Regions from separate parts of the Homo sapiens genome. Here region 1 is linked to region 2. A link is a contact called in ENCODE Hi-C or POLR2A ChIA-PET data. All regions are on one chromosome and are shown on one strand. The core of a region is the stretch at or near the end of the contact, and the rest is flanking DNA. Distances in the headings are between cores, read along the strand shown.

The links. A loop is a pair of places that touch in the nucleus more often than their neighbours do. ChIA-PET counts read pairs that join two places held with the same protein, here RNA polymerase II (POLR2A). Pooled maps may share reads with other maps.
Region 1: a loop to region 2 is called in a pooled map, with 7 times the contacts of the local background. The contact joins the promoter of NUDT16L1 here to the promoter of NLRC3 in region 2. A Hi-C loop is called at or near these places in 1 of 50 pooled maps. POLR2A ChIA-PET finds 5 or more read pairs at or near these places in 2 of 52 experiments (H1 and activated B cell).

What each region holds. Positions count from the first base shown.
Region 1 is chr16:4,691,345-4,695,437 of GRCh38, reverse strand. NUDT16L1 (nudix hydrolase 16 like 1) reads right to left here and starts at 1,876. Exons shown (of 3, transcript NM_032349.4): 1 at 1,559-1,876; 2 at 1,200-1,460; 3 at 1-480. The coding sequence starts at 1,711. The coding sequence ends at 259. RefSeq lists enhancers at 1-346, 949-1,456, 1,457-1,964, 2,216-2,305 and silencers at 1,056-1,555, 1,666-2,025.
Region 2 is chr16:3,575,165-3,579,135 of GRCh38, reverse strand. NLRC3 (NLR family CARD domain containing 3) reads left to right here and starts at 1,733. Exons shown (of 20, transcript NM_178844.4): 1 at 1,733-1,987. It overlaps LOC105371060 (a long non-coding RNA gene), which reads right to left and starts at 1,633. Exons shown (of 2, transcript XR_001752061.3): 1 at 83-1,633. RefSeq lists enhancers at 390-569, 600-649.

The DNA of each region.
Region 1 (4,093 bases), core at 627-3,126, 1.1 Mb before region 2:
AATAAACAAGAGCATCCTGAGGCTGGAGAGGCAGGCCCAGTGTGCCCGGACCACCCTGCTCTGCCTGAGAGGATGGGCTGGGTTCCAGCTGGCCCGGCCGCCACCTAGTGACTGCTTGGGACAGTGGAGATGATGACAGGATGCCCACTCGCCCTAGGCAGTCAGAAGCGGGGTACACACAAACACTCTAGAAGCCACACTTAGCAGGAATTCCCAGTCTTCCGGCCCAGGGGAGGGTGCCACCAGCTCAGGCAGCCCTCAAGAGGAGGCCGGGAGCAACTTCTCCAGGGCCTTCTTCTGCTTCTCGGTGGCTGCAGCCAGGGCCTCAACCAGCTTCTCCTCGGGCATCATGTTGAGCACCTTGAGGGCAAAGAGGAGCTGGCACTTAGCCGTGCTCACGAAGGCGTTGCTCAGGAAGTTGGGGAAGCCTCCGACTCGGTCCTTCTGGGTGTACAGCGGGACCCGCACGAGGCCCAGCACCTGCGCAGACAGGAGGTAGGGGTTGGGGCCAGGCCTGCCACACAATGGCACCTCCAGCAGGAGGGGCCTGGAAGCTATGAGGCCAGGGTATGAGCAGCCAGCTTTGCCAAGGACTTAATGGGAGACCCACGCAGGGCCTGGCAGAAGCCAGCCAGCTCCCTCGGAGCAGTGCAGCCCCCTCCTCCCCAAGCAAGTGTGGAGGCTGACCCCATGCACTCCCCCCCCTCGTACCCAGGCCACCCCACCCCGGGGTCCGCACCCCATGCTCCCCCCGTCCACCCAACGAAGCCTGAACACCCGCAGTCCAGCCCTTCCAGACCACAAAGTACAAATCCCAAGAGCCTTCACGCCCAACATGAGGTTCCCAAGTTTTACAACCCCCGCTGTGCTCAAGTTTCCCAACTCCCCAAGCAATCCCCGCTCCTCCCCCATCCCTTCCTCCCCACCGATCCCACTCCCCCACTCCCAGGATTGGCAATGGCAGGCAGCAAGGCGGATGTAACACAGCCCTGAGGGAGCCCCAGCGCCGGCCCCCACCCCCGCCCCTCCTTTCCCGGCCTCCCAGCCCCAGACCCCTCTCCCCACCCCATTGCTGGAGACAGCGACACCCGACCCAGCCCGGCCAGGGGACCCTCAGGAGACGTGTTACCCATCGGTGCCTTCCACGGGGCCAGAGCCAAACCCCGGGGCGGGGGGCGGGGCCCGGGCGGCGGCCCCACCTCCAGGCCGTGGTCGCGCGAGTGCACCGCGCTGATCTCCACGGCGTGCAGCTGCTCCAGCGTCAGCTGCCGCGCGTACAGGTGCGCCACGACGCGGTGTGGGCCCTCGGTCAGGTGCGAGCTCAGGTAGTCGGCCTCGGTGAGGCGCAGGCAGCCCAGGCCCAGGCCCAGCACCCGGTTCAGGCCGTCCTCCAGCGACCAGAAGCGCCGGTCCACGAAGCCCCCGGGGAAGCCCAGCAGCCCGTCGAAACGCATCTGCATCTGCAAGGGAGCGCGGGTCACAGCCGCGGGGTCGACGGACGCCCCCGCCCGGGCCCGCCCGCGCCGGCACCCTCGCCCGCGCCCTCGCCCGTCCTCACCAGCACCGAGAAGCGCATGGGGATGCGGCCGAAGAGCTGCCCAGGGTTGGCGGCGTACAGCATGGCGTGGCACGAGTGGCTCCAGCCCGGCCCTAGGCGCATCGCCTCCACCCGGCTGATCTGCTTCAGCTCCGGAACCGCCGCCGTCGACATCTTGGCACTGACCCCGTCCCCGCCGCTGCCACTTAAGAGCATGCGCGAGCCCGCCCCCGCCGTGCCTCGCCAATCCGCGGGCGGCCGCGCCCCCGGGTCCGGTTCCCCCGCCAATCGCCGGCGCGCCCCGGGACCGAGCCCCTCGCAGCGCCGCGGTGCGTCGTCGAGAGGTGCTGCGGGCGGTGTGCAAAGGAGGGCGGTGCGCGTCAGCCGTCACCCAATAGTCGCACACCCTGGGCGGCGGCCCCGCCTCCGACGGGAGAGCCTAGACGACTGGTCGGTGCCGTGGTGGCTCAAGGTTGACATTGTGGGCGACGAACATCTTCCTTGGCGCCCCAAAGCGGACAGCCGAAATTCCCTGCGGTTTCTCCACCCTCGATGGCGCCGATCCCCTTGCGCCCACCCGTTTCTCCCCAGGAGGCCGACCCGGCCCGCATGGCCCCGTCCATCCGCAATGGCACCCTTGGCACGACCACACGAGCCAGAGATGCCCCGGAGCCTTGCTCCGCCAGCGCCACCGGACCCAAGCCCGGAGGGAGATGGCCTTCGCCTGCCATGCACGACAGCTGTCCCGACCTAGCCACCCTGCTGGCAGGCTCGATCCAGGACAGCACGGGGAGCAGGGCTTGGCAGGGCTTGAGTGCCCCAGTCCCCGAGTCCACGCTGGGTCAGGGCGGACGACCGGGAGCTCTGGGGCTCTGTGGACCCAGCTTGCTGGGCAGAAAGTGACTTAAATTCCGGGGCTGGACCTTTCCAGCATCCTCCAAGCCGGGCACCCTGTGCCAGGTACTGTGGGGGGAAGAGGGGTTTCCCCAATTTACGATGAGGAACTTGGAGCTCAGAGAGGGACATAACTTGCCTAAGTACAACTGGCAGTTGATGACAGAGGCAGAATCCCGATTCCACAAGGGCCTGAGGTACTTACCACTTACCTTGTGTTTGTACTGGAGATGTCTCTGGGGCTCAGAAGCATCCGAAACAGCCCAAGGCAGAGCGAGGTGCCCTGAACTCCATGATGGCAAGGCTCACCTCACCAGCAGCAGGGCCCAGGGCCACTTTCCTCCCCACCAGGGGAATGGATTTGCTGAGCACATGAACCCCCCTGCCTGCACTCACAGCATGGGTGCCCAGGGCTGGGGCACAGCCTCGGGAGAGCCGTGCAGTGAGGCCGAGCTCGCTGGCACAGAGAAGGCTGCCTTCAGTGGAGGCAGGCAGGAGAAGAGAGAGGGAGAGGGTGGGCATTGGAAACTCACCTGTTAGGTCCGTGGTGGCCTCAGATGTGGAGAATAAGGACCCAGAGAGGGCACCTCTCTCTCCTCCTGTGGCCACCAGTGGGTCAGGGGTCACATGGGACAGCTGCAAGCAGCAGGGGAAGTCCAGATTCCAGAGTGAGCGACCATGTGAGAAGGCGAGAGGGCAGCGAGGGGAAGGGTCCTCTCACCCAAAGAGGGCCCCACCCCTAGGCAGCCAAGCCCAGCCAGCGCCCAGGGCCCGTGGGACGCAGGGGCAGAGGAGGAGAGGCTCCCCTTGCTGCAGCCCCTCCCCGAGACCAGACATCAATACAAGCGCTGGCTCTTCTGGGAGGTACAGAGGGGGAGCCCATCTGGCCCATGCAAGCACCCGTCTGACACCCTGGGCACCCCTCTACCCACACTGGGATGGGGCCAGACCCAGGCAGGTCAGAGCAGCTGCAGGGCCCATGGGTGGCAGCCTTCTCGGGGCAGGGACTGATGGGCTAGAACACGGGCTTTCCCTCCACCCTCACAGTCTTCAAAGAAGGGCCATGGTGGCAGCTTGACCTGCACGCAAAGGAGCTGGGGCCCTGAGTGGTAGGCAGTGGTGTGGTGGGTGCCCTGGGGCACTGGCCACTCCCTGGGCAGGGGAGCGGGGGCTGTGCAGAGGCCTGGGGCCGGGCTCCAGCCTGCGAGCCCACAACCATGGGCAGCTAGACCTGCTCCCACCGTCCGGCCTCCACACGCCAGCCGCAGGGTGCTAGCACTGCTTCTCCGCTTGGAAGCCTGTTTTTAAAACTGACTCCCCCTTATAAAAACACTCCAGCAGCCCCTACAAGCTCTTCAGTATCTATCCAGCACCCTTCACTCCAGCCAGGGGCTCCGTCCCCAGGGGACACATCAGGCTCACTCCTGCCACCTGGAACACTCTTCCAGGGCCAGCTCCTCCTCAGCCCTCAGGGCTGTTTAAGTCTCCTCAGAGAGGCCCTCCCTGCCACCCGGTTAAATGAGACCTTGTACGGGTTCATCTCACCACCATGCTGACTTTCTTCCTAATAGTAACCAAACCTGGCAGGATTCTGATTAGCTGCTGGGCATCTCACTGCCTGGAAGGCAGGCGCCCGGGGCCAGGGCCGGGGCCTCAGCTCTT
Region 2 (3,971 bases), core at 484-2,983:
TCTCAGGCTCCGCATCCATCCCCCTGAGCCACAAAGGGAGGCAGTGTGAGCCTCTGGCCCCTTTTATGTGACGGATACCCACCGGGCCCTGTGGTTTCCAACATCCTGTGGGCGGCCTGGTTTCAGGCGCCTTTGTTGCTCCCCACAGCCGAGGCTGCAGCTGCTGGGTCTGCACTCTGCCTGCCTGGAGCCTCGGGCAGCCTTCTCGAGGGTCCATCGTGTCCTCCCAGCACCCAGCAGGTTCCTGGGTGCTCAGAAAGCATTGTTGGGAGGGAGGGAGAGGAAGGAGGGACAAAAGAAGGTAGGCAGGCAGGGGAATGTGCAGGAGCACTTCTGGTCTGCTGCCTCAGTTCCCTCCCCCCCATCACCCACACAGGCTCTGGGGAACCAGCTAACCCTCCTACCTCCCCTGAGCCACAAGCTGCTCTATGAGTCCAGACCCACTACTCTCCTGCTCTACAACCATTGCTGGCTCCCACTTGCTTGCTGAGGAAAATTCAGACCCCAGGACCCCTGTCCCTTGGCTCCCACCTTGTCACCTCCTTCCCTCAGTGGCCCCATGTTGCTTGCTCCCTGTCCCCAGCGGATGTCCCATACTTTATTGTAATTTTTCTCATGTGGCTTGCTCTGGGCCATGTCCTTCCCCCTCACGCCCTTCCCTGTCAGGGCAGGCCACCCACTGAGGTCCACTTCCAGGGGCCGAGTGCGATCTCCTGCCGCGGACGGCAACATTCTGCTGTTTCCTCTTAGGGTACAGGTGACCTGCCTCTGGGGAGCCCTTTGCTCACAGGAAGATGTTATGGGGCACAGCTGAGTCAGAGGTGCCTACTGGGTGACAGAGAGAAAAGAAAGCAAGAGGTGTTAAAAGAGGGAGCACAGTGGCTCACACCTGTTATCTCCGTGTTTTGGGAGGCCAAGGCAGGAGGATCACTTGAGCCCCAGGAGGTAGAGGCTACAGTGAGCCGAGATCACACCACTGCACTCCAGTCTGGGTGACAGAGCAAGATCCTGTCTCAAAAAATAAATAGGCTGGGCGCAGTGGCTCACGCCTGTAATCCCACCCCTTTGGGAAGCCAAGGTGGGTGGATCACCTGAGGTCAGGCGTTCAAGACCAGCCTGGCCAACATGGCAAAGCCCCTCCTCTGCTAAAAATACAAAAATTAGCGGGGCATGGTGGCGCATGCCCGTAATCCCAGCTACTCAGGAGGCTGAGGCAGGAGAATCTCTTGAACCTGGGAGGGGGAGGTTGCAGTGAGCCGAGATCGTGCCATTGCACTCCAGCCTGGGCAACAGAGCGAGACTCTGTCTCAAATAAATAAATTAAATAAATAAATAAGGAGAGCCACAGGGGTGGCCTGGAGGTGGCAGGGCACAGTCCAGTCCTGCTGGGGTCACCCTCTAGTTGCGTGACCTCAGGCTGCTCACTTGATTTCCTGACCACCCGCCTGAAAACAAGCATTTGTTGATGGCGGGGCAGCTTCCTTTGTGGCGGGATGGAGGTGATGTGTCAACAGCCTTGGCACCAGCCACTTTATCCTGAGCATGCCACCTGCAGGGACACTTAATCCCAGAGTCAAGACCCCCAGCATCGCCCCCGCACTTAACTTGCACGGGGGCGGTGACCAAGCCAGGGTGCCCCGGCTCCTCGATGTGTCTGCGAGGCTGTTGGCTGTTGAAATCAGACAGGAAGGAAGAATGAGGTGGAGCCCAGCACAGGAAGAGGTGAGGACCCGGAGCCACAGGGACAGCCGGTGGGCTCGGTGGGGCTGCAGAAGGTCGGGGCTGCACTGCTCTCGGCCCCCACACGGTTGGTTGGTTGGCGTGGTAAGTGCCCTGATCCCTGGTCCTGAGAACTCAGGCTGGCACAGGGATTCCCAGGGCATCTACCACCACGCAGCTGGAGCAGGGCTGAGCCCAGGAGCATGGAGATGGACGCCCCCAGGCCCCCCAGTCTTGCTGTCCCTGGAGCAGCATCGAGGCCCGGGAGGTAAGTTGGGTCCAGGTGACCTCAGTGCAGGGCAGGGGAGGGAGAAGGGATGCTGGCAGGAAGGACAGTGGCCTTAAGGCCTGAGCTACTCTGGGGAGGGGGACTGGGGAGACTCCACGAGACTCCAAGAAGCTGTCTCCTGGGGCAGGACTGGCTCATGCTGTAGAAAAAAGAGATGTGGCCAGGCACGGTGGCTCACGCCTGTAATCCCAACACTTTGGGAGGCCAAGGTGGGCGGATCACTTGAGGTCAGGACTTTGAGACTAGCCTGGCCAACATGGTGAAACCCCATCTCTACTAAAAATAAAAAATAAATTAGCCAGGCATGTTGGCAGACGCCTGTAATCCCACCCAGCTAGTCGGGAGGCTGAGGCAGGAGAACCGCTTGAACCCGGGAGGCGTAGGTTGCAGTGAGCCGAGATCGAGCCACTGCACTCAATCCTGGGTGACAAAGCGAGACTGTCTCCAAAACAAAACAAAACAAAACAAAAAAGAAAAGAAAAAACAGGTAACTAAGAATGGCCCAGGACAGGTCCCAGGGACAAAACCCAGCTCCCCCAGGTACCAGTGATGGCCCAGGAGAAGCAGGAAGCATCTTGAAGGTGCTGCGGGCAGGCAGTGGTGATGCTGAGCCACGGCCTGGGGAATCGGCAGACCTGGGCACCCTTCCTGGCACTGGGACCCCCCATGGGAGGCTACTTCTCTGGGCCTCAGCACCCCACCTGTAGATGGAGGTGACAGCACAGGAGGGGCGAGGTCATGAGGGGCAGGGAGGGTGCAGGCGCCGCCCCCAGGCGAGTGGGCAGCCCCAGGGCCTCTCCTGCCCACAGCCTTGGGTGAGACAAGGGTCGAGAGAGACGGCAACCGCAGAGGCCTTCTCGGAAGAAGTGCCACTGCCCTGGGCCAGCCTGGGTGTTGGCTGCAGGGTCTTCCCCTATGGCCAGGCTCCAGAGGCCCTGGTGTTTTTCTGGACCCCTCCCTGGAGGTGACCCTGAGCCTGGGGCTCACTGTTGGCCATCACAGGCTGCAGGCTGCACCCCTCTTCTTCTGTCCCAGGGTGCTGGGCTCCCCAGGGCTGGGCCTCTCCACCCCTTGGACTCCAGGGGTCCATGCAGTGAGCAGGGTAGGGCCCTGAGGTGCAGGTGCCACTTCCTTCTTCCTTCGGGAAGGCTTTTGAGCTCAAGTGATGATGCTGGGGCCACCTCGAGAGAACCGAGTCCTGAATTCCAAGGCCCTGGGAGGGGGCAGGGGCAGGATGTGGGAAGAGAGGAGCATCCAAGCAGCCGTGGTGGGAGATACTGGCAGCCCAGGTAGGCAGCCAGCACTGGGAAGTCCCACCCGGGCGCCAAGTGGCAGGGAAGGACCCAGCAGGTCCCGGCAAGGACTGAGGCACAGATCAGGTGGGCGGGTGATGGGCAGAGGCGGCTAGTCCGTCGGGACTGAGGCTTCTCAGGAATGAGGCAGCAGGCCACTTGCTGAGCCTGAGGAACTGGGCTTGAGCCCACACCACACCAGGAAGGCCTCAGGTTCACCTTCGCTCACAGACAAAGCTCTAGGGGTGAAACCTGGTGCTACCTGGGAGGCTCCCGGGGAGGAGGCAGCAGTGGCACCTACTCGTCCCTCTGGCCTCGCCCTGCTCGCAGCAGCTCAAACCAGCTGTGGAGCGACCTCTGGCCTTCAGATCCCCCAAAGCAACCCGAGTCCCACCTGTCCTCAGTCTCTCTGTCTTTCAGCTGCGCTCACAGGGGCCGCCTGACCATCCATAGTGGCGTCTGCGGCCTCGCGACCTCACTCGGCTGAGAGGTCTGTGGAAGGCTCCAGCCTGCCAGGGGGATGTTAGGGCTGCGTGCAGGGCCTGGCAGCGGTGGCAGCCAGGTAACCAGCCCCCATCAGCCTTTGGGGCTGGTCCTGGGAGGTGCTGGCAATGGCAGGGGGGTTGGTTCACCTGCACCCCCTCCTCTGTCCTTCTTAGGGACAGTGTCCA